Linked DNA regions of Homo sapiens: region 1 is linked to region 2. The links are chromatin loops, found by intact Hi-C in ENCODE. Cell type or tissue: ascending aorta. All regions are shown on one strand. Each heading gives the region's core, and the rest is flanking DNA. Links, peaks and the distances in the headings are about the cores only.

Evidence for each region. Peaks named below come from ENCODE experiments on the same cell type or tissue, not always from the same donor. Only the 100,000 strongest peaks of a DNase experiment are listed, where the experiment ranks them.
Region 1: it touches region 2 in a loop (4-fold over the local background); 8 of 110 quality-filtered maps call a loop at or near these places.

The regions. Positions count from the first base shown.
Region 1 is chr19:37,199,767-37,215,251 of GRCh38, forward strand. It overlaps ZNF585B (zinc finger protein 585B), which reads right to left and starts at 10,770. Exons shown (of 5, transcript NM_152279.4): 1 at 10,675-10,770; 2 at 7,274-7,488. The coding sequence starts at 7,345. In ascending aorta, for the core only: no CTCF peak of the experiment used is centred there; a DNase peak (open chromatin) is centred at 10,905; H3K4me3 peaks cover 1,614 bases; H3K27ac peaks cover 1,468 bases.
Region 2 is chr19:37,313,530-37,329,014 of GRCh38, forward strand. It overlaps a transcript of ZNF875 not described here. Among named protein-coding and RNA genes, the nearest start is that of ZNF875, 13 kb to the right of the region's middle. RefSeq lists a silencer at 4,115-4,214 and enhancers at 4,395-4,604, 4,716-5,613, 6,686-7,334, 7,335-7,983. In ascending aorta, for the core only: CTCF peaks have their summits at 4,371 and 4,573; DNase peaks (open chromatin) are centred at 3,391 and 4,312; H3K4me3 peaks cover 3,172 bases; H3K27ac peaks cover 1,584 bases.

The DNA of each region.
Region 1 (15,485 bases), core at 9,381-13,380, 110 kb before region 2:
CAGGCGCTGTGGCTCATGCCTGTAATCCCAGCACTTTGGGAGGCCGAGGTGGGTGGATCATGAGGTCAGGAGCTCGAGACCAGCCTCACCAACATGGACAAACCCCGTCTCTACTAAAAATACAAAATTAGCTGGGCATGGTGGCACATGCCTGTAATCCCAGCTACTAGGGAGTCTGAGGCAGGAGAATCGCTTGAACCTGGGAGGTGGAGGTTGTGGTGACCCGAGATGGCGCCACTGCACTCCAGTCTGGGCAACAAGAGCGAAACTCCGTCTCAAAAATAAATAATAAAATAAAATAAAATAAAATAAAATAAAATAAAATAAAATAATTAAACCCAAGGAAGAAATAGTGGAAAAACAGATAGGCTAAGAATGTGGTTATGTAAATTTTTGAAAAATAAATTGGCAGAACTCAGTAAAGTTTTTTTGTTTTTCAAGCAACACAGAAATAAAGGTCTCCTTGAAAGCAATGAAAAGACCCTGCTAAAACACAAAAGGTAGGCCAGGCACGGTGGCTCACGCCTCTAATCCCAGCACTTTGGGAGGCTGAGGTGGGTAGATCATGAGGTCAGGAGCTCGAGACCAGCCTGGCCAATATGGTGAAATCCTGTCTCTACTAAAAATACAAAAATTAGCCAGGCATGGTGGCGCGCGCCTGTAATCCCAGCTCCTCAAGAGGCTGAGGCAGAAGAATCGCTTGAACCCGGCAGATGGAGGTTGCAGTGAGCCGAGATCGTGCCACTACACTCCAGCCTGGGTGACAGAGCAAGATTCTGTCTCAAAAAAAAAAAAAAAAAAAAGCACAAAAGGTGGCAAAGACAAGTGAGCAACATAAAATGGAAATAAGGAGTTTCAAAAAGAAAATAGAAAAAAAGAATTTAATAAAAACATCTAATTAAAAAATCCTTGAAGTGGCAGTATAGAACTTTTATTGTTATTCACAGTATAAATTTAATAGTCTTAAACGATAGATATAAAGATTGGGTTAAAGAAGGTAATGTTATAAAGCCGCCACTAAAAGAACAAAAGAAAAAACAGAGGCCAGGCACGGTGGCTCACACCTGTAATCCCAGCACTTTGGGAAGCTGAGGCAGGCGGATCACCTGAGGTCAGGAGTTTGAGACCATCCTGCCCAACGTGGTGAAACCCCATCTCTACTAAAAATACAAAAATTAGCCGGGCATGGTGACACACACCTGTAATCCCAGCTACTCCAGAGGCTGACGCAGGAGAATCGCTTGAACCCGGAAGCCAGAGACTACCATAAGGCAAGATCATGCCATTGCACTCCAGCCTGGCAACAGAGCAAGACTCCGTCTCAAAAAAAAAAAAAAAAAATTATCTTTCCACTGCCATACAGAAGAAATGTACAAGGACTCCAAAGGATGACAGTAAAAGGAGGAGCAAAGGCCTATCTGGAATTGCCAAAGGAAAGGAAGCAAGAACCTCCACCTTAATATTTGAGCTGAATTCTCACCAAAAAAATTAAATATGACAAGGACACAATCTGAAATGAATCTCAGATGCCATTACTGTCACTGCACCAAATTACATAGCATCAAAATTTATAAACTATAGGAAACTATAGGAAAATAATAGCAAGAAATACATTGGTGGTGGGAAACTTTACATAATATCTCCCAGCTCCATTTGATAAAGTAGAAAAAAATCATTAATACTATGAAAGCCTCATAACTATATAAGATATCTTATAAGTTACCAATAAAATCTTATTGCTAAGATATCAAATTCTATATCCTGGAAACAGATTTCCTGTTTACACAGTGCCGGTGTAACATTCAGAAATGTTAAACATAAAATTTTCAAAACAAAAAACACAAAAACCTTTAATGTTATGCCACATGCAAATAATTCTCTCCATCTCTGCAATCCTAATTTTATTAAAAGTAGAATATTTTAAATGAAAGTCTTAACATGTAGAAATGAAAATGTGGTAAGTGGTCAATGAAGACTTGGTGCTTGGTGGGAAACAATATGTTACTAGAATTTCATTCTTTTTTTCTAGATTTTTAAATGTAATTGCATAAGGTAAATTACTTCTCTAAATTATTTTTGGTACTGTTTTGCTAGACTGTGTACCATTACTTCTGATATACAGTATTTTTTTGAGGTATTTTACTATTTTAGTTTTTAGACTTCTTTGACTTTGGACTGGGCTGCTGAATGAGAAAACAGTGCTTGCTTCACTTTTTTCCCAGTGATAAACTATTAGTCTACTGTTTTCATCTACTCTTTTTTTTCTTTTTTGAGACAGAGTTTCGCTCTTGTTGCCCCGGCTGGAGTGAAATGGTGTGAACTCACCGCAACCTCCACCTCCTGGGTTCAAGTGATTCTCCTGCCTCAGCCTACCAGTAGCTGGGATTACAGGCGCCCGCCTAATTTTTGTATTTTTAATAGAGACAGGGTTTCATCACGTTAGCCAGGCTGGTCTCAAACTCCCGACCTCAGGTGATCCACCCTCCTTGGCCTACCAAAGTGCTAGGATTATAGGCGTGAGCCACGGCACCCGGCCTCATCTACTCTTGAATACAGTTAGTGAATACATTTGACTTCTGAATCTATTTATTTCCAGTTCTTTTGGGCATTGAAGTTAACTCTGTAAACAAAATAAAACAAAAACCTGAAACAAGGTTGAGAATAATTTCTGATATTATCTGTTACTCAAAACTTTGGCATGAAAATCAACTGTAAAATCACATGATCTTTTCCATCATTTTTGACTGCGTTGGGGGTGTTGAATCAACATTTTAATTCCTTTAAGGGCTTCTGTATAATTTGTTCTTACCGAGTTGAAAATTTATTTCTTATAAAATTTCATCCTTTTGTTTAGGTTTTCATATATTTGCATGGTTTTTTTTTTTTTTTTTTTGAGATGGAGTTTCGCGCTTGTTTTCCAGGCTGGAGTACAATGACGCAATCTCAGCTCACTGCAACCTCCGCCACCTGAGTTCAGGCGATTCTCCTGCCTCAGCCTCCTGAGTAGCTGGGATTACAGGTATGTGCCACCATGCCCAGTTAATTTTTGCATTTTTAGTAGAGACAGGGTTTTACCACGTTGGTCAGGCTGGTCTCGAACTCCTGACTTCAGGTGATCCACTGGCCCTGGTCTCCCAAAGTGCTGGGATTACAGGCATGAGCCACCACGCCCAGCCCTATTTGCATGATTTTACATAATACTCACTCGTGATTGTTTGAATCTTAGGTATAGAAGTAACTATTACTCCTGTTTTCTAACATATTTTGATTATGTTTATCTTCACTCTTTTTTCTTGATCATTAATATGGAGAAGCAACTTGTGTTTCTGTCACATTTTTATCAACCATTTTTTGTTCTCTGTGACTCATGTCTTTGCTTTTCTTTTTTTAGTCCTCGTTCTTTTTTGTATTTTTTGACTCATTCTTTTTGTAACTTCTTCAGTTGAAACCATAACTGCTTTTTTCCCAAAATTTCTAAGATTCCTTAAAAGGCACTTAATCTATAGTTTTCCCCTCTATCTACAGTTTAGCTTTACCACACGAACTTTAAAATGTAGTACTTTATTAGCAGGGCACAGTGGCAGGTGCCTGTAATTCCAGCTAGGAGGGAGGCTGAGGCAGGAGAATCACTTGAACCCAGGAGGCAGAGGTTGCAGTGAACTGAGATCGTGCCACCGCACTCCAGCCTGGGCAACATAGTAAGATCTTGTCACAAAAAAAAAAAAAAAAAAAAGTAGTACTTTATTGAACTATTTTGCGTTGTGGTAAAATATACATAAAATTTGCCATTATAATTATTTTTAAGTGTCCAGTTCAGTGGCATTAAGTACATTCACATTTTGTGCAAGAGCCTTTCTGTTTTGTTTTGTTTTGGTTTTTGAGATGGAGTTTCACTCTTGTTGTCCAGGCTAGAACGCAATGGTGTAATCTCGGCTCACCGAAACCTCCACCTCCCGGGTTCAAGCAATTCTCCTGCCTCAGCCTCCAGAGTAGCTGGGATTACAGGCATGGGCCACCACGCCCAGCTAATTTTGTATTTTTGGTGGAGACAGGGTTTCACTATGTTGGTCAGGCCAGTCTCAAACTCCCGACCTCAGGTGATCTGCCCGCCTCGGCCTCCCAAAGTGCTGGGATTACAGGCATGAGCCACCGCACCCAGCCTTCAAGAGCCTTTTACTTATTTGTAATTTAATGCTCTTTGTCAGAAAACAATCAATATTATAGCAAAGATTTATATTTTTTATCTGCTTTGATCAATAAGCTTCTGAAAGTAGTGTGATAAAATGGCCAATATTGCATTTAATGATTTCTGTTCATTTTTACTTAAAATAGTTCAAAGATACATTATTAATTAAAAAAATGCTAATAATTTGTATAATTCTTTGTACATGATTCTTTTCATAAGGATGAACAACATGTTTTCATCCCTTTAGGTGATTTTCATCTTAAATCCCTTTTGATCTGTTCCTAAATTGCAGCCCTAGCTTTCTTTTGGCTCACTCTCTTATTTTTAAATGAGGACAAAAGCAGTCCTAACCTCTGAGAGTTAGCCTCGTACTATCAATTAAGCCTCAGTGTTGCTAGAAGCTAACCTGGCAAGGGCCAGCTAATTCATGGTGTTCTCCATGGTGCTACACAAAAACAATCTCTTAGAACACCAACAGCAAACAAGACCAATCTCTGACCATCATGGTGTAAGATGATACCAAGACCACTCTGTCGTTATATTTGAGCATAGACAAAAATCAGAACATTCTTCAAACCACAAAAGTGAATAAAAGTCTCCTTATTCTGCCTAATGCAAGAGACTGCTGCTTTTTTCTTTTGAGACAAAGTCTATCTCTTTCATCCAGGCTGGAGTGCAGTGGCATGCTCATAGCTAGGTGTAATCTCGAACTCTTAGGCTCAAGTGATCCTCCTGCCTCAGCCTCCCGAGCAGGTGGGTCTATAGGCACACAGCACCATGCCAGACTAATTGTTTTTCTTTTTTTTTTTTTTGAGACAGAGGCTCACTCTGTCACCCAGACTGGAGTGCAGTGGTGCAATCTCAGCTCCCTGCAACCTCTGCCTCCTAGGTTCAAGCGATTCTCCTGCCTCAGCCTCCTGAGTAGCTGGGATTACAGGCGTACGCCACCATGCCTGACAAATATTTTTTATTTTTAGTAGAGACGGGGCGTCACCATGTTGGCTAGGCTGGTCTCGAACTCCTGACCTCAGGCAATCTGCCTGCCTCAGCCTCCCAAAGTGCTGGGATTATAAGTGTGAGCTACCGCACCAGGCCCAAACTAATTTTTAATTTAATTAAATTTTTTTTTTGGTAGTGACAGGGAATCACTACATTGCCAGGGCTGGTCTTGAACTTCTGGCCTCAAGCCATCCTCCCACCCTGGCTTTCCAGTGTTGGGATTACAGGTGTGAACGACCGTGCCCAGCCAACTGCTGCTGCTTTACCAACTGTAACTTTAGCCTCAAGCTATCCTTCCTATCTTCTAGAATAAAATTATTAAGATACTCAATCCTAAAACTGCCCAAGAGCAACTAAAGTAGAGGTTCACTGAGGTGCAGATGAGACTCTCACCACGTGACTAGAACCCTGAAATGAAATTCCACTACTTCTAATATATCCAATAGAAAGAGAAGGCATGACAATATCCACTGCGATATTGTTCATAATAGTTTCTGTATTTTACCAAACAAACATTAAAACAGCAATGTACAAAAAAGTTAATCTGCTATGCCATTCTGAAATCAAGAGAAAAAAATTGTAGTTGTTTTCATTTGTATACAGAACTAAGCAATCAAAGAAAATGAATAAAGCAGGTTATCACTACCGGGAGACACAGGTAGATGGAAGGCAGAGGTGGGTGAACCACAGTCCCATCTCTTTCACCATAATACTTTTCAATATATTGCTTTTCATATATTTCTAACTTTTGAACTAGGTATATGCATTGCCTATTCAAAAGATTAAACTATTCCTAATAAATTATCACAATATCTTCAGATGGATAAGAAATAACAATACACCCAGGCCGGGCATGGTGTCTCACACCTGTAATCCCAGCACTTTGGGAGGCCGAAGCAGGTGGATCACCTGAGGGTCAGGAGTTCGAGACCAGCGTGGCCCAGATGGTGAAACACCATCTCTACTAAAAATACAAAAATTAGCCAGGCGTGGTGGCTCGCACCTGTAATCTCAGCTACTCAGGAGGCTGGGGCAGGAGAATTGCTTGAACCTGGATGGCAGAGGTTGCAGTGAGCGGAGATCATGCCATTGCACTCCAGCCTAGGCAACAAGAGCAAAACTCCATCAATAAATAAATAAATAAATAAATAATTTAAAAAATAACATTACATCCATGAAATAAGAACGGGATGGCAATAAAAAAAAATTTAGGAAACAGGCTGGGAACAGTGGCTCATGCCTGTAATCCCAGCACTTTGGGAGGCTGAGGTGGGCAGATCACCTGAGATCAGGAGTTCGAGATCAGCCTGATCAACACGGAGAAACCCCGTCTCTACTAAAAATACAAAATTAGCCGAACGAGGTGGCACATGCCTGTAGTCCCAGCTATTTGAGAGGCTGAGGCAGGAGAATCTCTTGAACCCAGGAGGCGGAGGTTGCAGTGAGCCGAGATCATGCCATTGTACTCCAGCCTGGGCAATGAGAGCAAAACTCTGTTTCAAAAAAAAAAAAAAAAATTTTAGGAAACAAACTAGAGTTTTTAAAAATTAAAACATTAAGTTAAAATGTGGATAGTGGTAATGAGAAGCTCAATAGAAGGGCTGGAAGGCAAAAGGTGTCAAAGTTACCCAGAATGGATAGCAGGAAATACATAGAAAATAGTAGAGAAAAGAAATGGAGAAGCAACATCTGAAAAACAAGTTTCAGAAAGAAAACAGAGAAAACATTTGTGTTTGAGGAGGTGGTTTAGGAAGAAATGAAAAAATGCTTTCAAAATCTCAAACAAAAGTCACTTCTAACAAGGAATTCTATTTGCAGCCAAAACATCAATATAGCGTGATGACAAAATCAACAACAGTTTTCCTTGACAGTGCACCTCTCCACTGTCACACAGGTGGCCTCCAGAGACGGAGACATTACCCACGTGTTCATTCTTGACAGGAAGATCAAGTTTTCTTTCAGGAGCACCAAGTCTAGAGTCCAGCTGGTTCCTAAGGCCTGTCTGCCTCTGCCCTAAGGCTGTGGTGACAGATTAGAGCTATCTACTCTTGGACTGAAATTCCACCCCTTGGGACTCCTCCTCCTCACCTCATAGGAGCTGCCATGATCCTCTGGAGCCAGGGCTGAGGATTTCTGGGGTGAGGTCCAACTAGCTGGCATGGCCACACTGGATCTCAACCCTTTTTGTCTAGGGTGCCTGAAGTTTAGTGGTCATCTGTGAACTCAGCAGAGCTGCTCCGAAGAGGTGGGCTGGAGTCTGGAGGAAGGTCTGGCCCAGGGACTCCCCAGAGACACCCAAGAACCTAGAAAAACAATGTCCACGTAGTCATTCAACATTCACTACATAAACACTTCCTGGATACACCAAGGTGCAGGTCCCTGCGCTAGAAACCAGAGCAGTGGTTCCCAAACGTAGGTATGCATTCAAGTCACCTGGAGGGCTTGTTAAAACATAGTTTAAAATTCTCAACTTCACCCCTTCGATGGGTCTAAGGTAGGCCCTAAGAATTTTATTTTCTAATAAGTGCCCAGGAAATGCTGATGCTGCTGGTACAAGAACCACACTTTCAGAACTGTGGAGAACAGTGCTGAAATATGGGAAAAGCCATGAAATTTAGAGTAACATTACTGCAGATTTGAACTGCAGCTGTACCACTTTTCAACAATGAGAATATAAAGAAGTTACTCAGATTTTGTTTCAGAAATAAGGATGAAAATGCCTGTGTCACAGTTACTAAGATTAAATGAGATTATGCTTTTAAAGTACTCAATGCCTCCCTGCCATGCAAGAATCACGCAATAAATATCAGCAATTACCATGCACTATATTAAAACGTAATACAGAAAACCATGTCATCAAAACAAGTAAGATAATAAACATATCAGACAATGTTGATCTATATATGAAATAAAAATGATATGCGATTGAGTGTGCACACGGCATTCATTGTATACATATCCCCAATTGGTGCATGCAATTGGCCATGCATCTGGAATAAAACAAACTAGATCTCCACCTCACACAATATTTTTTTCTTTTAAGATGGGGTCTCGCTCTGTGGCCAGGCTGGAGTGCAGTGACACAACCTCATCTCACTGCAACCTCCACCTCCAGAGTTCAAGTGATTCTACTGCCTCAGCCTCCCAAGTAGCTGGGACTACAGGCATGCGACACCACGCCCAGCTAATTTTTGTATTTTTAGTAGAGTCAGGGTTTCACCATGTTGGCTGGGATGATCTTGATCTCCTGACCTTGTGATCCGCCTGCCTCGGCCTCCCAAAGTGCTGGGATTACAGGCGTGAGCCACCGCGCCCAACCCACCTCACACTATTAAGTAGACAAATTCCAGGAGCACTAAACATTTAAATACATGCATTTTTTAAAACCCCTAAGGATATTAAAATAATTTTCAGACTATATATTTGTATAGCATTGTGGTGGGGTGATAAGGATCTTATTACACATGACAGGAAACCCAGAAGCTATAACAGAAAAAAACAGGTATTTCTGATTATGTTTCCTAATTATATGTTTAAATAAACCATAAAATTCGACATAAAGATATATAAGAAATTTTTTCAATATGTGATGATAGCTTGCTTGTAATGTTAACTCTAAGCAATCACTAAGCAAAAAAGGCCAAAAAAAAAAATAAAAGAAACTGGAAAAGGTATGAAAATTCAGAGAAAAGGAAGCAAATGGCAATTAACAAAAAGATACCAACTTAACTAAAAGAAAAACGCGTCAGAACAATTAGAGAGAAATTTTCCTTAGAATCATAAAAGCTTTAAAAAAGTAACAGACCAAGCACAATGGATCACTTGAGGCCAGGAGTTCGAGACCAGCCTGGCCAACATGGCGAAACGCTGTCTCTACTAAAAATACAAAAATTAGCCAGGCGTGGTGGCGGGCACTTGAAATCCCAGCTACTCAAGAGGCTAAGACAGGAGAATAGCTTGAACCAGGGAAGCAGAGGTTGCAATGAGCGGAGATCACGGCATTGCACTCCAGCCTGGGCGACAGAGCAAGACTCTGTCTCAAAAAAAAAAGTGACAACATCCACTGTTGGAAAGCATTTAGGCAAATTGCTTTTATAAATTATTGGTTGAAGCTTGAATTGCTATAATGTCTTTTGAGCTATTTAGTCATATCTATTTTTTTATTTTTTTGAGATGGAGTTTCACTCTTGTCGCCCCGGCTGGAGTGCAATGGCATGATCTTGGCTCACTGCGACCTCCGCCTCCCAGGTTCAAGTGATTCTTCTGCCTCAGCCTCCCGAGTAGTTGGGATTACAGGCACCCACCACCACACCCAGCTAATTTTTGTATTTTTGGTTAGAGGTGTTTTTCCATGTTGGCCAGGCTGGTCTCGAACTCCTGACCTCAGGTGATCTGCCCACCTTGGCCACCCAAAGTGCTGGGATTACAGGCGTGAGCCACCAGGCCCGGTCAGTCATATCTAGCAATACACTCAACTGATCCCAATAATATAGTTTTAAATATATAAAGCAGAAACAGAAGAAAGGACAGGTGGACAAATAACTTTTCCAATGTGAGTAGTTTACCTTCCTCAACAAAATAATCTGTGAGGAGATACATAATATATATAACATATGATTAATATCCATAACAATACAAATTAGAGAACATATTACACTCTTTTCATGTAATAGATGTGACATTTATGAAAAATGAGGAAGAACTAGGCCATAAAGCAATTGTTCAACTGAAGCATCACCTACAGACACTAATTGAAACATAAAGTGCACTTCTTTTTTTTTTTTTTTTTTTTGGTGCTCTGTGGCCCAGGCTGGAGTGCAGTGGCAAGATCTGGGCTCACCGCAAGCTCCGCCTCCCGGGTTCACGCCATTCTCCTGCCTCAGCCTCCAGAGTAGCTGGGACTACAGGCGCCCGCCACCACGCCCGGCTAATTTTTTGTATTTTTAGTAGAGACGGGGTTTCACCGTGTTAGCAAGGATGGTCTCGATCTCCTGACCTCATGATCCGCCCGCCTGGGTCTCCCAAAGTGCTGGGATTACAGGTTTGAGCCACCGCGCCCGGCCATAAAGTGCACTTCTAAACAGCTCATGGGTCAAAGAAAAACAATTACTGAAAAAAATTTTTAAACACTTAGATTTGAACAATACGAAACTGCTACACATCAAAACTTGTTAATCTTTATATTACAGGCTGAAATGGAAAGAACTGAACTTTCAACTCAGGTCAGAAAGCAAGCTGATCACAGTCCTCACCGACCACCATAGCTGACCCTACAGGCCCTCAGTCACTGACCACAGACTCCCGTCACTGACCCCCAAACCCCAATCACTCATCCCAAAGAGCCCCATCAATGACCCGAGAAATCCCTGTCACAGACAACCATCAACGGACGTCACAGACCCCCATCACCATGCCCCGAAACCACCATCACTAATTCCACAGACAACTCCTCTATTACTGACTTCACAGAATCCCTAATTGCAACCAACCAAAATCGTCACAGAGACCTCTCGGCATTAAAACGTGAAAATAGTCCTGACGCCAGCGGCGAAATAGCCTTCGGGGACCACTTCCACTTCCGGTCCGACTTCTAGCACCTCCCCTTATGGACTGTTGATATTGCGCATGCTCTAAATTAACTTGGAAGCCAATTTCAGCCCACAGTCAACAGGGAGCACACACATATTTAGAGACATCGTGCAGTTTCCGTAATCGGCGCTCACGGGCAGAGAATATAACCGCGCCCTTATGGTGTTTATTTGTGTGGGTCGCCATCTTTGATGCGTATCGATTCCGTACAGTGGAGGAGTCCGCCTCCTGGAGTGTTGACTAGAGTAAGGCAAGGATTTTCACATAGAATGCAAGACTGTAACCAGTGTGACCACGCTTGTACCCAAGAAGAAGTTCCTGAAGATAGGATCTGGAGCTTTATGTTTTTTTTTGTTTGTTTGTTTGTTTTGAGACAGAGTCTTGTTCTGTCGCCCAGGCTGGAGTGCAGTGGCGCCATCTCGGCTCACTGCAACCTCTGCCTCCCAGGTTCAAGCGATTCTCCTGCCTCTGCCTCCCGAGTAGCTGGGATTACAGGCAAGCGCCACCACACCCAGCTAATTTTTTTGTATTTTTAGTAGAGACGCAGTTTCACGTCTCTACTGGTCACGCTGGTCTCGAACTCCTGACCTCAAATGATCCACCCACCACGGCCTCCCAAAATGCTGGGGTTATAGGCGTGAGCCACCGCCTCCGGCTGTTATATTTACAATACCTAAGTTACCCCTTGGTTACGGCACACTGCAGAAAACAACGATTTACTAGGAGAAACCATGGGGGAACTAGGAAGCCAGGGATCCTGAGAGAAATAAGGGAGATAAGAGGAGGCATCAGGATGGTACAATCTATTTTTTGGAGACACCACTCAGGAGAAGGGTGGACTGGGATCTGAGTTCACTCCTGGGTGAAACCACTAGGCAAGACGGAGTTATGTCACAGTAGGTAGTATCCTGCAGGAAGGGAGGTACAATTTTTAGTAGTTGAAAACACATTAGGAAATAGGGTAGAAGTTGGGTTAGTACAATCCTCTTCTAGGAGATACCATGGAAGAGGGGTTAGAAGTCTAAGCATCCCCTTTGAAACGGCTGGTAGAAGGCTTTGGGAGGTATAGATATTTTAATCCCCTTAATCTCCATCAGCATCCACCCTAGCTAACTCAAGCACAACTATAGTAAGCAGCAACAATAAAAATAATAATAGTCTTGGCTGGTCGTGGTGGTTCATGCCTGTAATCCCAGCACTTTGGGAGGCCGAGGCGGGCACATCACCTTAGGTGGGGAGTTCGAGACCAGCCTGACCAACATGGTGAAACCCCGTCTCTACTAAAAATACAAAATTAGCTGGGCATGGTGGTGTGTGCCTATAATCCCAGCTACTTGGGGGGCTGAGGCAGGAGAATCGCTTGAACCCAGAAGGCGGAGGTTGCAGTGAGCCGAGATCATGCCATTGCACTCTAGCCTGGGCAACAAGAGCAAAACTCCATCTCAAAACAACAACAACAACAACAACAGCACAATAATAATAATAACAGTCTTTAATATGGCCAACGTGTGACTAAAAACACCTGAAGAAAATCTTGCTTTTTTTTTTTTTTTTTTTTTGAGACAGAGTCTCACTCTGTCACCCAGGCTGGAGTGTAATGGCACAATCATGGCTCACTGCAACCTTGACTGCCCAGGCTCAAAAGCAATCCCAGCTGGGCGCAGTGGCTCATGCCTGTAATCCCAACGCATTGGGAGGCCGAGGCAGGTGGATCATGAGGTCAAGAGATCGAGACCATCCTAGCCAACATGGTGAAACCCTGCCTCTACTAAAAATACAAAAATTAGCTGGGTGTGGTGGCGTGCGCCTGTAGTACCAGCTACTTGGGAGGCTGAGGCAGTAGAATCACTTGAACCCAGGAGGTGGAGGTTGCAGGGAGCTGAGATGGAGCCACTGCACTCCAGCCTGGTGACAGAGTGAGACTCCAAAGAACTGGGATTACAGGCGTGAGCCTCCGAGCCCGGCCAGGGAGTTTTGTTTTTTTTTTTTTTTGATTGCAAAGAGATGTTGAATTTTGTCAAATGCTTTTTCTGTTTCTATTGAGATGACCATATGATTTTTGTCCTTCATTCTGTCAATGTGATGTATTGCACATACTAATCTGCATATGTTAAACCATCTTTGCTTCCCTGGGATAAGTCCCACTTGATCATTGTGTATCTTTTTGACATGCTATTGGATTTGGTTTGCTAGTATTTTGTTGAGGATTTTTGCATCTGCGTTTATCAGGGATCTTGGCCTGTAGTTTTCTCTTTCTTCTGTCTTTGCCTGGTTTTAGTATGAGGATGGTGCTGGCCTCACAGAATCAGTTTGGAAAAATTCCTTCCCCTTCAATTTTTTTGGATTAGTTTGAGAAATATTAGAATTTGTTCTCCCTTAAAAGTTTGGTAGAATCAAATCCAAGAAGGGGATGATGAGAACCTCTAATTTTCAGGCAAACTGGGCAGTTGTTGGTAATCAGGTGACCTAGTAGTTGTCATTGGCATCTGAAGAGGTGGGCAGTCTTGTGGGACTGAGCAATTAAACTGTAAGGTCTGTGCTAACTCAGGTTAGTGTCAGAATTGAATTCAATTGTAGGACACCCATGTAGGGAGGGCTGGAGAAGTGGTGTCAGAAAAACTCCACATATTTTGTGTTAAAAACGAAACATTCTGGAAGTATTGAGTGTTGTGAGAGTATATATTTTTAAAACCAGTTTGTTTTTCCTATGCAACTGTATAAAAAGACATATCAAGTCTCACTCCCCCCACCACCCCAATCACTATAGGTTATCACTATAGGTATTGTTTCTGGTTCACGTTTCCAATACTTCTTTTTTCCTATCTTTTCTTTTTTTAGTGAATATAAACAAATGCTTATATCTAATCTAATTTCCTTTTCTTTTTTAGACGAACTATATGTTACACTGTTCTATACTTTCCATTTTTTATATATTCCAGAGTTAATGTCATTCCGTAGAGAGCTTCGTTTTTTTTTTTTTCTGCTGTGTGTGTATGGGCTGCATAAAACTTTATGATGTGACTGTGGTGATTTGAGCTGCTACCTTTATCAAATACTAAGCATCTATGTGGATGTTAATTTCTTTTTTTTTTGAGATGAAGTCTCACTCTGTCACCAGGCTGTAGCGCAGTGGCACAATCTCAGCTCACTGCAACCTCTGCCTCCCAGGTTCAAGCGATTCTCCTGCCTCAGCCTCCCGAGTAGCTGGGACTACAGGCGCGTGCCACCACACCCAGCTAATTTTTGTATTTTTAGTAGAGACGGGGTTTCATCATGTTGGCCAGGATGGTCTCGATCTCTTCACCTCATGATTCACCCGCCTTGGCCTCCCAAAGTGCTGGGATTACAGGTGTGAGCCACCGTGCCTGGCCGGGATGTTAATTTCTTTCTTTCTTTCTTTTTTTGAGACGGAGTTTTGCTCCTGTTGCCCAGGCTGGAGTGCAGTGGCTTAATCTCGGCTCACTGCAACCTCCGCCTCCCAGGTTCAAGCAATTCTCCTGCCTCAGCCTCCTGAGTAGCTGGGATGACAGGCGCATGCCACCATGCCCAGCTTATTTTTTGTATTTTTAGTAGAGATGGGGTTTCATCATGTTGGCCAGGCTGGTCTCGAACTCCTGACCTCAGGTGATCCACCCACCTCGGCCACCCAAAGGGCTGGGCGTGAGCCACCGCGCCCGGCCATGGATGTTTATTTCTCCATTTCCCATCCTCCTCCCTTTGTCTGTCTCTCTAACCACACACAAATAGCACACTGTTTTAAGTATAGAGGCTTTATCATGTACCTCATATAACTTCATGTAACTTCAATTCTACTTTCTGTCTCTATGAATACACCTATTCTAGGCACCTCATATAAGTGGATTCATACAATATTTGTCCTTTTGGTCTGGCTTATCTCACTCCGCATAGTGTTGAAAAAGAAAATAAATGGCTTTTATCTGAGGAATGCAAGCCTTCTTTATGTGATCAAGCCCAGAGAGGGGTTGGGATGACACAGCTGTTGTGGTGGCTCATGCCTGTAATCCCAGCACTTTGGGAGGCCTCGGTGGGAGGATTACTTGAGGCCCGGAGTTTGAAACTAGACTGGGCAACATAACTAAACCCTCTCTCTATAAATTTTTTTTTCAATTAGCCAGGTGTGGTGGTGTACACCAATAGTCCCAGCTACTCAGAAGGCCTAGGCGGAAGGATGCTTAAGTCCAGGAGTATGAGGCTGCAGTGAGCTGTGATCATACCTCTGCATTCCAGCCTGGGAGACAGAGCAAGACCTTGTCTCTAAAAAAAAAAAAAAAAAAAAAAAATGCTGGGTGCAGTGGCTCACACCTGTAATCCCAGTACTTCGGGAGGCCAAGGCAGGCAGATCACTTGAGGTCAGGAGTTCAAGACCAGCCTAGCCAACATGATGAAACCCTGTCTCTACTTAAAAAAAAAAAAAAAAAAAAAAAAAAAAAGGAAAGAAAAATTAGCCGGGCATGGTGGTGGGTGCCTGTAATCTCAGCTACTAGGGAGGCTGAGGCAGGAGAATCACTTGAACCCAGGAGGCAGACGTTGCAGTGAGCCGAGATCCCACCACTGCACTCCAGCTTGGGCAACAGAGGGAGACCCCATCTCAAAATAAATAAATAAAAATTAAAAAAATAAATTAAAAATTAAAAAAAAGAAATGAGTTTTTTCTGCTCTAAAATCAAAAGTTTGCAAGCTGCATTCCTTT
Region 2 (15,485 bases), core at 2,087-6,086:
GACCCTACATACCTACAATCATTGATTCCATGGACCTCATCACTATCCCAAAGACCACCTATCACTAATCTACAGACCCTCCCCTGTCACCCCAGGGACCTCAGATTTCCCATCCCCGATTCCAGGATGTATAGAACCTCATCTCTTACCCCCACAGACCTATTGATAAGAGAATACACTCATGGGAGACTGTGTTGACCATTTTACACATCCATTGTGTGTGTGTGTGTGTGTGTGTGTTGATTAATGGACTTAGGTAAACTTTAGCATTTTGGTAGGCAATGCAGTTTTTCAATGCCTTTTCATTTTCTTTCTTTTTCTTGTACATCTTTAAAGGCCTTACTCCAGGCAGTGTGAATTGCAATTTATTAATGCCTATCCCTTATTGAGTCCTTGTCATACATATTTGTTATTGATCATAATTCACAATTCTTATAACTCAGAGACACCAAAGACTCGCATAAAAAGAATGGATGTGGGTTTTTATTTATTTATTTATTTATTTTGGTTTCTGTAGATTACAAAAGTCATTCATTTATATCAAGTCACGAAGTGTATGCTTTGTTTTCTAAAAAAAATTCTAATTAAAAAAAATTTTTTTTAGACATGGTCTCCCTCTTTCACCCACGATGGAGTGCCGTGGTATAATCATGGCCACCACAGCCTCGACCTCTTGGGCTCAAGAGATCCTCCCACGTTAACCTACCTAGTAGCTGAGACCACAGGCATGCACCAATACGCCCACCTAATTATTATTATTTTTTTTATAGATATGTGGGTCTCACTATGTTGCAGAGACAGGTCTCAAACTCCTGGGCTCAAATGATACTCCCACCTTGGCCTCCCAAAGTGTTGAGATTACAGGTGTGAGCCACTGCACCCAGCTGATAAAATCTTAAAAAGAGTAAAATACTTTGGCATCTAATGGAAAATTTCCACTGAGATGATGCATCAGAAATTAAGGTAGAATAAGATGGTCCTAGGGCATCTGAAACAACGGAAACTCAATCTTGGACTGGGTATGGTGGCTCATGCCTGCAATCTCAGAACTTTGGGAGGAAAAGGTGGGGGACTCACTTGAGGTCAGAAGTTCGAGAGCATTCTAGCCAACATGGTGAAACACTGTCTCTACTAAAAATATAAAAATTAGCCTGGAGGTTGCAGCGAGCTGAGATCGTGCCACTGCACTCCAGTCTGGGCAACAGAGGGAGACTCTGTCTCAAAAAAAAAAAAAAAAAAGAAGAAGAAGTAGAATAAACAAAATCTTAATTTATTCATCAAGTATAAAAATGTGGACTAGACTCTGGAGGAATAATACATAAAAAGACATAGGCACTATTTTTTTTTGAAGTTTTATTGAGAAATATTAATAACATATCACAGAAGCCACCCATTGAAAGTGTAAAATTCAACGGTTTTCAGTATATTTGCACAGTTGTGCAAACAGCACCACAGTAAGTTTTAGATCATTTTCATTACCTTGAAGTAAACCCCATATCCCTCCAGTTCCCCCCAACTCCCCTAACCCCGGGCCACCACTAATCTACTTTCTGTTTCTATGTATTGGTCTATTTTGGATATTTTATTTAAATGGAATTACACAACATGTGGTCTTTTGTGACTGGCTTCTTTCACTTAGCATCATATTTTCAAGGTTTATTAAATGTTGCATGTGCAGAGGGGGCACTTTACATAAGGATAAACCTGGGAGTGGGTGCGTACTGATTTTGAAACTTCACTCCAAAATTGTAAAAGGGAAATGATTGATTTCAAATAGAGGAAAAACCTGTTCAAGCTAAAATCCTCCGTTTTCACCAGTTTGTAATGTGGGGTTTTATTGCGAAGAATGGCAAGGTTTTTATACATATTTTCTGCAAATTCTCCCTGTGTTTGGGAACAGTCACAGAATGTGGAGGTATGGGCTTCTGGACTCTGTGGCTGGAGATTCGAGTCCAGGAGAACTCAAGTCTCAGGGTAGGCAGAGAATAACAGTGCAAGAGTGCCAATGGAACCCTTTGAAATGGAAAATTTAAAATGTTCCCTCCCAAAGGAGTCCCAGATAACCACACAAAAGAGGAGTTTGCTGAGTCAGTCCGTCGCGATTCTCCAATAGGATGCAGACAGACTGGGAAAGAAGAAAGTTTATTTCTGCAACCGATTACATGGAGAAGGGCCAAGTAACTCACCAGACCAACTCAAAGTTACAAGTTTTTTTCTAGTGTTTATAGACATCTTAAGGTCCACGGTATGTGTGGGACTGCACCTACAAGCAGAAGTGTTGCATTCAATCAACATCTAATCTTTAACTAGGGCCTAGGGTCTGGAAAGATTTCTCTAGAGTCTTGGAAAGTTTCTGAATCTTAAGACAGGCTGAGGTGAATGTGTAAGAATGCTATTATTATTCGATCAGACTTTAGGATCTGAGAAGACCAAGGCAGGGTCTTAATGGGTTCGTTTTCGCATTCCATCCCTGATACTCAGGCACCAGTTTCTCCATTTCTTCAACGTTTAACTTATGCATTCATCAAAATTATAGTAAAGGGTTAGTGGAAACTGTTCTGGTTGCTAATGGAAACCTGGCCTGCCACACTGTGATCGGAACTAAAGCCCACTACAGAACACTGAAAATGCCTGCAAAACACTGACTTTACTGACAAGTCAATTAAATTACAGAAAAGCAAGTTCACCTCCCTGCCCGCTCTGTCCTCCGGAATTGCTAGGTAGAAACGTGCACATTGTCCTAGGTTCAGTTTTGCAAAGACGGAGTCCGTCAGAGAAAGCATTTGTTTGATTTCATGCATTTGTGTTTCCTTTGTCCATTTCCTTTATATTTATTTATTTGTTTATTTATTTTTTTGAGACGGAGTTTCGATCCTCTCGCCCAGGCTGGAGTGCAATATCGCGATCTCGGCTCACTGCAACCTCCCCCTCCCGGGTTCAAACGATTCTCCTGCCTCAGCCTCCCAAGTAGCTACGATTACAGGCATGTGCCACCACGCCCGGCTAATTTTTGTTTTTTTAGTAGAGACGGAGTTTCACCATGTTGCCCAGGATGGTCTCGAACTCCAGAGCTCAGGCAATCCACCCGCCTCGGCCTCCCAAAGTGCTGGGATTACAGGCGTGAGCCACTGCGCCCGGCCTATTTTATTTTAAGACGGAGTCTCACTCGGTCGCCCAGGCTGGAGCGCAGGGGCGCGATCTCGGCTCACTGCAACCTCCGCCTCCCGGGTTCAAGCGATTCTTGTGCCTCTGACTCCTGAGTAGCCGGGATTACAGGCGCCCGCCACCACGCCTGGCTAATTTTTGTATTTTTAGTACAGACGGAGGTTTCGTCATGTTGGCGGCCGGACTGGTCTCGAACTCCTGACCTCAAGTAATCCGCCCGCCTCGGCCTCCCAAAGTGCTGGAACTACAGGCGTGAGCCACCGCGCCCGGCCCCATTTCCTTTTATTTTATTCTTTTCAGACGGAGTTTCGGTCTTGCCGCCCAGGCTGGAGGGGAGTGGCGCGATCTCGGCTCACTGCAATCTCCACCTCCCGGGTTCAAACGATTCTCCTGCATCAGCCTCCGGAGTAGATGGGATTACAGGCGCACGCCACCACGCCCGGCTACATTTCCTTTATTTTATTTTTTATAATTTACTAACCTGGTTTTTTTTTTTTTTTTTTTTTTTTGAGACGGAGTCTCGCTCTGTCGCTCAGGCTGGAGTGCATTGGCGCGATCTCTGCTCACTGCAAGCTCCTCCTCCCGGGTTCACGCCATTCTCCTGCCTCAGCCTCTCCGAGTAGCTGGGACTACAGGCGCCCGCCACCACGCCCGGCTAATTTTTTGTATTTTCAGTAGAGACGGGGTTTCACCGTGGTCTCGATCTCCTGACCTCGTGATCCGCCCGCATCCGCCTCCCAAAGTGTTGGGATTACAAGCTTGAGCCACCGCGCCTGGCACTAGCCTGTTTTTTGATAACAAGACTGGCGGTGCACAAAGTTGGGTCTCTGTGTTCACCGGGAGGTGGGCATTGGCCAGGTGGGACGGTCTCCAGCGCCTGGTGCAAATCTCCACCAAAGTGCAGGAAACAGCATCAACTATTACTGCAAAGTTTTGGTTTGGCGCAGCGGGTAGACGTTCCAGCGCTGAAATGCGCAAGAAAGTTTTTGCTGCGCATGTAGGCGGGTCAGGCCCAAGCGCTTCTTATTGGCTAATGTGGAGCGAACCTGCACATCCATTGACTGAAAGCTCCGTCTATTTGAGGCTAACCGAGAGCGTCCCTTCCTTTTGTGTTGCCTGGAAACAGACTGTCCGCCTACTAACATCTGATCGCGTTTCCCATTGGTCGCCGTTTCCGGAAGCCCGCCCTCCCGTTTCCGGAAGCCCGGCACAGGCTGGGTCTGCAGATGGCGTCCGAGTGCACAGTGGCCAGTGTGATTCCGCAGTCTTGGGCTGTTCGGCCAAGCGCCCACCGGACGTGGGACGCTGGAGGGTCAGCAGCGTGGAGTCCTGGCCTTCAGCGTCCGCGGCTGGGAAATCGGCCATCGCCACGGCGGGAACTAGGACTGGCTGCGTCCCGGCCCTTCCCCATCCGTCCACCGGACTCGTGGGCGCCCGCACTGACTGTGATGTAGTTTCCTGACCTCTGACACGTATTGTCTCAAGATTAAAGGTAAAAACGGGACTTTTTCAGCCCACTCGGGTAAAATGCCCTTTTATTTCTAGGCAGGTGTTTTGTTGCAGAACGCCTCGAAGGGAGGGAGTGATCAGTAGGTTGAAGTTTATTAAATAAAATACATTACTAGTTTATATTATGTTTATAATAAAGCACCCCAACCTTTAAAAAAAATCTCACTTTTTGCCAGTTGTATTATTTAGTGGACTGTCTCTGATAAGGACAGCCAGTTAAAATGGCATTTTGTTGTTGTTGCTAATCAAACCAATTTTTAGTTTTGGTGGTTGTCCTAACAGCAGCAACTTCTCAGGCTTTATGAAATCATATTTGTTTTCTTTTTTTTTTTTTTTGAGACAGAGTCTCGCTCTGTCGCCCAGGCTGGAGTGCAGTGGCGTGATCTCGAGTCACTGCAAGCTCTGTCTCCTGGGTTCACGCCATTCTCCTGCCTCAGCCTCCCGAGTAGCTGGGACTACAGGCGCCCGCCACCACGTCCCGCTAATTTTTTGTATTTGTAGTAGAGACGGGGTTTCACTGTGTTAGTCAGGATGGTCTCTATCTCCTGACCTCGTGATCCTCCCGCCTCTGCCTCCCAAAGTGCAGGGATTACAGGTGTGAGCCACCGCGCCCAGCTTATAAAATCATATTTCTTGTGGAAAATTTCTGTGAAAGGCACAGCGAGTTAGTTTGGAATTGTTTTAAAGGAAGTAAGTTCCTGGTTTTGATATCTTAGTAGTAGTATTTTCCCCAATGTCTTTGAAATCTAATTTTTGGGGCACGTATGTAGAGTAACTTTTGTGAAAGAAACAACCAGTTAAGGAGGTTTTGGGATTTCCTTTATGAACTATAATGCTGGTTTAGATTTTTTTTTTTTTTTGAGACGGAGTTTCGCTCTTGTTGCCCAGGCTGGAGTGCAATGGTGTGATCTTGGCTCACTGCAACCTCCGCCTCACGGGTTCAAGCTATTCTCCTGCCTCAGCCTCATGAGTAGCTGGGATTATAGGCATGCACCATCATGCCTGGCTAATTTTGTATTTTTAGTAGAGATTGGGTTTCTTCATGTTGGTCAAGCTGGTTTCGAACTCCCGAGCTTGGGTGATCCGCCCGCCTGGGCCTCCCAAAGTGCTGGGATTACAGGTGTGCTCCACTGCAGCCGGCATATATATATATATATATATATATAATAAAAATGGTAATGACACTATCTCCTAAATCCTTTAAAATGTTAATTGGTGGATCTCTGACTTTTGTAGTATTTATTTCATAGTGTGAATGAGACACCTATAGGCGGCAGGTCTCTATCTTCATGAAGTGTGAAGATTTGGTGCTTTATAAAATAGCCCCCACATTGTTCATAGGCCTTATTCTTGATTCTCAGCTCCCCTCTGCTTCTGACATTGTTACTAAAATTAAGCTATGTTTTTGTGGTTATGTGAGAGCTGTGGAAATGTCCAGCATTAGCCACTAATGTTTCTCCTTGATATTTCTCCATATCTTAATACTGACCCTCAATCCGTTACTCAGATGGGTGTCCTTTTCCTGGATGTCTGGAAACTAAGACCGGCTATCCCTCTGACCTCCCTGCTGAACAACCATTTTTTTCCTCTCTCTCTTCTCTTGTCTACACTTGAGTTGGTAACCTCAGCTCTTTCATGAGCAGCCTTGATTCCTTTGACTCCCTCTAACTCAGAGTTTATTTTATTTATTTATGTTTTTTTGAGACGGAGTCTCGCTCTGTCACCCAGGCTGGAGTGTAGTGGTGTGATCTCAGCTCACTGCAAGCTCCGCCTCCTGGGGTCACGCCATTCTCCTGCCTCAGCCTCTCCCAGTAGCTGGGACTACAGGCACCCGCCACCACGCCCAGCTAATTTTTTGTATTTTCAGTAGAGATGGGGTTTCACCGTGGTCTCGATCTCCTGACTTCGTAATCCACCCGCCTCGGCCTCCCAAAGTGCTGGGATTACAAGTGTAAACCACCGCACCCGGCCATAACTCTGAGTTTATTACCTGCAGTTCCATCAGCCAAGTTTAGGGCCCATGAGAAGGGCCCATGAATGAAATTTTCACATACCTCTAGCCAAAATATAGTGTTTCCTTCCATCTTGAATACAGGCTGTAGAGCCCTTGGGTATGGGGCATTATTAGCAGTCAGACCACAGCAGTTTTTATGTCATCTGACAGCATCTCCAAATAGCCTTCATGGTTGTCACTGCTTCCCAATGACAATTCCAAATAACAGTTCCCAGTGATGATGTGCTACTTGCTATTGTTACTTAATGTGTTAAAGTGGCTGTTACAGACACTATTACTATGTCAGGAATTACACCAAAATTTAGTAGCTCAAACCATCATTTTATTATGTTTGTGGATTCTCATGCTTATAGTCAGGATTTCAGACATGGCACAAGGGTAGCCCACTTGTCTCTGTTCCGTGATGTCTGGCCTCAGCACAGAAGACTCAACAGCTGGGGTCTGGAACCATCTGGAGGCTTGTTCCTTCACATCTGATACCTGGCTTGGGATGTTGGAAGAGGGGGCTCAGCTGGGACTGAGTCCCTACATGTAGTGTTTCCATATGGCCTTGACTTCCTTACAGCCTGGTGTGGGGAAAAGAAAGAGGGATCAGACTGTTACTGTGTTTGTGTAGAAAGAAGTAGACATAAGAGACTCCATTTTGTTCTGTACTAAGAAAAATTATTCTGCCTTGAGATGCTGTTAATCTGTAACCCTACCCCCAACCCTGTGCTCACAGAAACGTACTCTGTTGGCTCAAGGTTTAATGGATTTAGGGCTATGCAGGATGTGCTTTGTTAAACAAATGCTTGAAGGCAGCATGCTTGTTAAAAGTCATCACCACTCCCTAATCTCAAGTACCCAGAGACACAAAACACTGTGTAAGGCCGCAGGGATCTCTGCCTAGGAAAGCCAGGTATTGTCCAAGGTTTCTCCCCTTGTGATGGTCTGGAATATGGCCCCGTGGGAAGGAAAAGACCTGACGTTCCCCCAGCCCGACACCTGTAAAGGGTCCGTGGTGAGGAGGATTAGTAAAAGAGGAGGGCCTCTGCACTTCAGATAAGAGGAAGGCATCTGTCTCCTGCTCGTCCCTGGGCAATGGAATGTCTCTGTGTAAAACCCGATTAACTGCTCTTTAATGCACCAAGATTTTTATGTATGTGCACATCAAAGCACAGCACCTTTTTCTTAACCTTGTTTATGACACAGAGATATTCACATGTTTTCCTGCTGACCCTCTCCCCACTATTACCCTATTGTCCTGCCACATCCCCCTCTCTGAGATGGTAGAGATAATGATCAATAAATACTGAGGGAACTCAGAGACCAGTGCCAGCATGGGTCCTCTGTATGCTGAGCGCCAGTCCCCTGGGCCCACTTTTCTTTCTCTATACTTTGTCTCTGTGTCTCTTTCTTTTCTCAGTTTCCCGTCCCACCCGACAAGAAACACCCTCAGGTGTGGAGGGGCAGGCCATCCCTTTCACCTGGCAGCCTCAGGGTAGTCAGAATTCTTAGGAGGCACAGGGCTCCAGGTCAGATGCTGAGTGATCTTTTATGAGGTAGCACAGCAAATCCACCCAGGATCGGGGAGAGAGGACATCGATTCTGCCTCTCAAAGGGAGGAGTGGCAAGAAATGTTGAGCCATTTTTTAAAACTACCACAGCAACATGCCTATTAATATGTCAGAAAAAATTAAAGCATCCTGATAGCTGCATTTCTAAGTAATTGGTCTCCTTTGAAATTCTGTGAATTGTGTTTTTGGTAGTATATGGCATTATTCTGAGGAGGGGTCAAAGACTCTCCCGTATGTTAGAACGGTCCTGCACAGAACAGGCTAACCCCCACCCACGTCCCCCAGTGTTTGAAATGCATAGTGTTTGCTGTGGTTTATTGGTCAGGGCAGGAGTTTCTCATTTAAATTGGCCTGTAACTTTTTTTTTGGTCTGATTTCCTTCTGTTTGTGCTGATATTCTCACCTCAATAGGAATCAGGAGCTTCTTTTGCTGTTCTTCTGTTTTGGATGCATTGGAAGGTAAGTTTCCTTGTGAACCATATTTTGGACTCATTTTGTAGGCTTTGCCAAATGGCCTTTTTACGCTCCCATTTTGCATTTTCTTTGGATATTCTCATAGATTCTCAGGGATATTTTCATATTTTACTATTCATGAATTTAGAAGTGTGTTTACTTTCCTGAGTTTTCATTTTCTTCTTTTTCTTCCGTTGTATGTAATTTACAGAGCAAATACCCACCAGAGAGAATACCGTAAGGGATGTGGAAAGTGAGTTTCTTTGCGCTTATCCAGTGATTGATTTTCAGTCAATGAGCATTCAGTATATGCCTGGGACTCTGGCTTTATTTATTAGCTTTCTGATGCTGAACCCATCAGTGAACTACTCTGTATATTTGATTCATCATGAAATGGTGACACCCAGGGTGGCTGATTTCCAGGTTTACATCAGTTGCCCCAGGGGAAGTGCCTGGCCCTTGTCTGGTTGTTGCTGCTCTAACTTTGCCCTGTTAATTGAAGAAATGCAGCTGTAAACACTTCCTGGGGTGTTGCTGGCATTTACTGTCCTCACAGTTTACAGGGAAGCCCATATTTTCAGCCTCTTCCTCTGCTTTCTGCCATTTCTAAACCATCTCACCCGATCTGGTGTAATCTTCATTGTGTGTGAGTTTGCACAGATGTAATTTGGGCCTACATGTGTCCAAAGCCTAATGCCCACCTCCCACCTCCACGAAAATCTGGAGCTCAGGACCCACTACCCTCCCCCACCCACTGCAAGCTTGAACATTTGATGGTGGAAACCCCGCCCTGAGTTTGTATTATGGTGGGTTCTCTTGGGTCTTGTTCTCTGTGGGTCTGTCCTGCGTTATAGTGTGTGGAGCCGGGGGGATTTTCACTGTGTTCCTAAAGGAGGGTCACAAGGAGTTGTTGGGCAAACGGTCTGATATTTCCTTTTTTTTTTTGAAACAGAGTCTCACTCTGTTTCCCAGGCTGGAGTTCTGTGGCACCGTGTTGGCTCACTGCAACCTCCGTCTCCTGGGTTCAAGCAATTCTCTTGCCTCAGCCTCCAGAGTAGCTGGGATTACAGGTGCCCACCACCACGCCTGGCTAATTTTTTAATATTTTTAGTGGAGACGGGGTTTCATCGTGTTGGCCAGGCTGGTCTCGAACTCCTGACCTCAGGTGATCCGCCCGCCTAGGCCTCCCAGAGTGCTGGGATTACAGGTGGGCACCTGGCCAAGGGGCTGATATTTCTTAAGGGCTTTCCCCAAGAAGGAAGAAGCCAAACCTACTCAGGCAAATCTTGTTTATTTATTCTTCTAGGTCCAGATTTGGAACAAGTCTCTCTAGAGATTGAACAGGTAAGGCTCACCTTTCAATAGTTACACCAAGAAAGGCCTAGCTGATGACTTAAGCTATGGTTTTGGGCTGCACGAGAGTGGTCAGGTGGACAGTAGGGAAGTCTACATGTAACCCAAACGGAAAAGAGAAAAGGCCCCTGAGAAATCAGGGGAAAGTGCCACAGTGTCTCTTTCTTGATGATGTCACTGGCATGTGGGTTACCTTCCCACTGTGTCCCCCAAAGGACATGAGGCCACAAACTGAAGTGCCCATGAACAGAGGAGCTGTGGGGACGGTGGTTTGATCGCTCCGTTCAAATGCACACCCCGGTGCATGTGCATCTCTTCTGATGCAGGGCCCCAGTGGGTAAGCTCTGTGCTTCTCCACACAGTGGATCAGGAGTGGAAACATTCTGTCTGTTTAGCGCTTGATGGTTTGGTGGTGACCTCATGTCATGGTGATTAGAGCCAATGATCCTAACAGTTTAAAATTGTTGAGCTTGTGGGTAGGTATTTGGGAGATAGTATGTGTGTTACCTAGTGTTTGTCATCTGCAGTGGTTTTGTTACTTTTTGCATAAACTGCGGAGAACGTTTACTAACTGCAGATGATAGAGAAATCACCAGTCACTCTAAAATCCTCCCATTTCTTGGTCTAGAGCTGCGCCTGGAACCCGCCGCAGGGAGGAGACCTGAAGACCAGAGGAAACACAGCAAGTAGGCCCTTTAAACCACTCACCTGTGTTGTCTTCTAATTTATTCTGTTTTATTTTGTTTCCATCATTTTAAGGGGTTAAAATCATCTTGTTCAGACCTCAGCATATAAAATGACCCATCTGTAGACCTCAGGCTCCAACCATACCCCAAGAGTTGTCTGGTTTTTTTAAAATTACTGCCAGGTTTCAACTGCAGATATCCCTGGAAGGAATATTCCAGATTCCCTGAGTAGTTTCCAGGTTAAAGTCTTATAGGCTTCTTCTGTTTTGAGGAGGAGTTCCTGTCAGAGAAAAACCTGATTTTGGATTTTTAGCTTTAATGCTTGTGAAACGCTATAAAAAATAATATTCTACCCCTAACATTAAAGTACTGTTAGTGAGAAATTAAAATTCCTTCAGGAGGATTAAACTGCCATTTCAGTTACCCTAATTCCAAACGTTTTGGTTGTTAGAATTTTCTTTAATGTTCATGAAGAAGTGTTTTATATTTTCCATCAAGATTGAACCTCTCTCTCTTTTTTTTTTTTTTAGACAGAGTCTCGCTCTGTTGCCCAGGCTGGAGTGTAGTATGGCGATCTCTGCTCACTGCAAGCTCTGCCTTCCGGGTTCACACCATTCTCCCACCTCAGCCCCTGGAGTAGTTGGGACTACAGGCTCATGCTACCACACCTGGTTAATTTTGTTTTTGTGTTTTTAGTAGAAACGGGGTTTCACCGTGTTGGCCAGGATGGTCTGGATCTCCTGACCTCGTGATCTGCCCACCTCAGCCTCTCAAAGTGCTGGGATTACAGGCCTGAGCCACTGTGCCCGGCTGTTTTTTCATTTCTATTATGATTTGTTCTGTGGAATGTCAGTGACTTAGCGGTATGTTTTTCACATTTTTATAAAGCTGAATAGTTCTGTATGTCAGCTCAGCACCCCTAGTGTCAGCCATGCTACTCTCCTGCTGTGCATAGATGGGGGCCCGTCCACACCCGAATCTCCTGGGTTCCCGCTGTCAGCACCCGAAGGTACCCACCAGATGTGTCTGTCGCTTCCCTCCATCCACCTCTATTGTGGTTCTCATGTTTCTGCCTCCCTAGAGACCATTTCTCTCCAGAGCAGTGCTTTCCAATAGAAATACAATGCCAGACACATACGTCATTTTAGATTTTCTAGTAGTCACTTTAGAAAAGTTAAAAAGAAACAGGTGAAATTAATGTTTTATTTCACCTAAAATGTTAGCATTATCCAAAATATCACTTCAACATCTTATCAAAATAAAAATTATTAATGAAATCATTTACTTTTTTTTTTTTTGAGACAGGGTCTTGCTTTGTTGCCCAGGCTGGAATGCAGTGGCACCAGCATAGCTCACTGCAGTCTCAAACTCCTGGGCTCAAGAGATCCTCCTACCTCAGCCTTCCAGGTAGTTTGGACTACAGGCACACACCACCATGCCATGCTAATTTTTTTTTTTTAAAGGCTGGGTCTCACTCTGTCAGCCGGGCTGGAGTGCAGTAGCACAATCTTGACTCACTGCAGCCTCGATATCTGGGGCCGAAATGATCCTCCCACCTCAGCCTCCCAAGTAGCTGGGACCACAAACATGTGCCACCACGCCTGAATAATTTTTGTATTTTTTTGTTAAGACAGGGTTTCAGCATGTTGTCCAGGCTGGTCTTGAACTCCAGAGCTCAAGTGATCCACCCACCTTGGCCTCCCAAAGTGCTGGGATTACACGCGTGAGCCACTGCACTTGGCCTGATTTTTTTTTTCTGAAGAGATGAGGTCTTGCTATGTTGCCCAGACCGGTCTCAAATTCCTGGCTCAAGCAGTCCTCCTGTCTTGGCCTTCCAAAGTGCTGGGATTACAGATGTGAGCCACCACACTGGCCCATTCTTTCTTTTATACTGAGTATTCAGAATTTTTTTAAAATGTGTTTTCCACTTACAGCATTTCTCAGGTTGGACTAGCCATCTTTCAAGTGCTCAGCAGCCACATGTGGCAAGTGCCTGCCTTATTGGACAGCACAGCTCTGGAGGGTGATTTTATGTACATCCCCACTGCTCTCTCTGCCTCCTTTATTCCCATCTACCCCACACCCCTGCAGTCTGTGACTATCGTGTCCCTCCTCTCTTCCTGTCTCTTGTAATCCTTTAATATGGAGAATTATTTCCAATTCCTTAACATCCTGCCTGATTTTTTTCTGTCTTACATTCAAGGGTCACAGTTTTCCTCTCACCCTCATTTCAGTCTTTTCCCATAACATGTGACGTGCCTTTTTGTCTTGGTTGGGTATTTATTTGCAATACAAGAATGATTGTTTTCTTTGATACATTAGTGACTCACATACTTTTCATGTTTTTTGAGTACCTCTTTCTTGAAAGAATTTCAAATTCTAAAGTTAAATTAGAAAGCTTTTTTTTTTTTTTTTTTTTTGAGTTGTAGTCTCGCTCTGTCGCCCAGACTGGAGTGCAGTGGCGTGATCTCATCTCACTACAAACTCTGCCTTCCAGATTCAAGTGATTCTCCTGCCTCAGCCTCCCGAGTACCCGGGATTACAGATGTGCACCACCATGCCTGGCTAATTTTTGTCTTTTTAGTAGAGCCAGAGTTTTGCCATTTTGGCTAGCCTGGTCTTGAACTCTTGACCTCAAGTGATCTGCCCGCCTCAGCCTCCCAAAGTGCTGGGATTACAAGGGTGGGCCACCATGCACAACCTAGACAGCTTATTTTATTTTATTATTATAATTTTTTTTTTTTCGAGATGAAGTCTTGCTCTGTCTCCCAGGCTGGAGTACAATGGCAGGTCTCGGATCCCTGCAACCTCTGCCTCCTGGGTCCAAGCAGTTCTCCCTGCCTCAGCCTCTCGAGTAGCTGGGATTACAGGTGCCCACCACCATGCCCAGCTAATTTTTGTATTTTTAGTAGAGACAGAGTTTCACCATGTTGGCCAGGCTGGTTTTGAACTCCTGACCTCAGGTGATCCGCCCACCTCGGCCTCCCAAAATGCTGGTATTACAGGCATGAGCCATTTTCCCTGGCCAGGAAACTTATTTCAAAAGGTGTGTATAGAGCCCCTTATGTTTCTACTTGATTTTTAAATGACAGGTCTATATGTTTTAGGATGTAATATCTCACTGTGTGTTGCTTTGCATCATTGAACATTTTTGGTAATTATTTTTATTTTCTATATATTTTAGAGATTTCATTAAACTAATACGGAATTTCATATTCAGGGGCAGGCATAGTGGCTCATACCTGTTTTCCCAGCACTTTGGGAGGCCGAGGCGGGCAGATCACCTGAGGTCAGGGGTTTGAGACCATCCTGGCCAACATGGCAAAACCCCGTCTCTACTAAAAATACAAAATTATTCGTGTAGTGGTGCAGGCCTGTAATCCCAGCTACTTGGGAGGCTGAGGCAGGAGAATCGCTTGAACCCGGAGGCAGAGGTTGCAGTGAGCCGTGATCTTGCCACTTCACTCCAGCCTGGCCCACAGAGCAAAACTCCTCAAAAAAAAAAAAAAAAAATCATACTCGCTCGTATCAAAAATGAAAATTTATTTTTACAAATTTCTATGTGAGTGATAGAATTATTTTAATGTCAGAAAGGTTCATAAGAAATGGGTGTAGTGATTGTGTTCTTTCCTGTGCTCGAATGGAAAATGATGAGGGAACACAATGTTAGAGTTGCAGTGAGAAGGGGCGGAAAGACCAGGTGCGGTGGCTCATGCCTGTAATCTCAGCACTTTGGGAGGCCAAGGCGGGCGGATCACCTGAGGTCAGGAGTTCAAGACCAGCCTGACCAACACGGAGAAACCCCATCTTTACTAAAAATACAAATTAGCTGGGTGTGGTGGTGCATGCGTGTAACCCCAGCTATTTGGGAGACTGAGACAGGAGAATCACTTGAACTGGGAGGTGGAGCCTGCAGTAAGCCAAGATCGCACCATTGCACTCCAGCCTGGTTAACAAAAGCAAAACTCTGTCTCAAAAAAAGAAAAAAAGAGAAAGGGTGGAAAAGAGGGATTCCAGAGTGCCAGGCACACAGATTTTCTGGAAGGTTTACATGAGGACTGCTGTGGTTTGAATGTGTTCCCCAAAGTTCATGTGTTGGAAACTCAACCCCTAATGCAACAGTGTTGATCAGTGGAACCTTTAAGAGGTGATTAGGTCATGAAGGCTCTGCCCTCATGAATGGATGAAGGTAGGGTGGGTTAGTTATCTTGGGAGGGGGTTCCTGATAAAAGGATGAGGTTGGCTTCCTCCCTTTCTGTCTTTCCCCTTCTCCCTCTCACATGTGGTCACTCTCTTGCCCTTTTACCTTCCAGCATAGGACAACACAGCGAGACCTTCACCAGATGCAGGCCCCTCACTTTCCCAGTGTTCAGAACCATAAACCAAGTGAACCCTTATAAATCACCCAGTCTGTGGTATTCTGTTATAGCAACACAAACAGACTAAGACAGGGACACTCAGTGAGCTCTTCTCTCTACTTGATGGAGCACTCCCTGCGTGGTGCCTTGTATTTGTAGACATGATGCTGTAAATGCTCTTTGAGTGTCTCGAAGGCTTTTATGTTTGAGGAGTTTACAGAGAAGCCCGTACAGGGTTCAGGTCCATTCTGTTGCTTCTTTGCTCCTTAGTTCCTCCCCTAATCTGATGTTAAATTAGATCATAGTGTGGTCCTTGGACCAATAGTATCAGTAGCACCTGAAAATCATGCTGGAAATACAGATTCACAGGCTGCTCCCCAGAATACTGAAG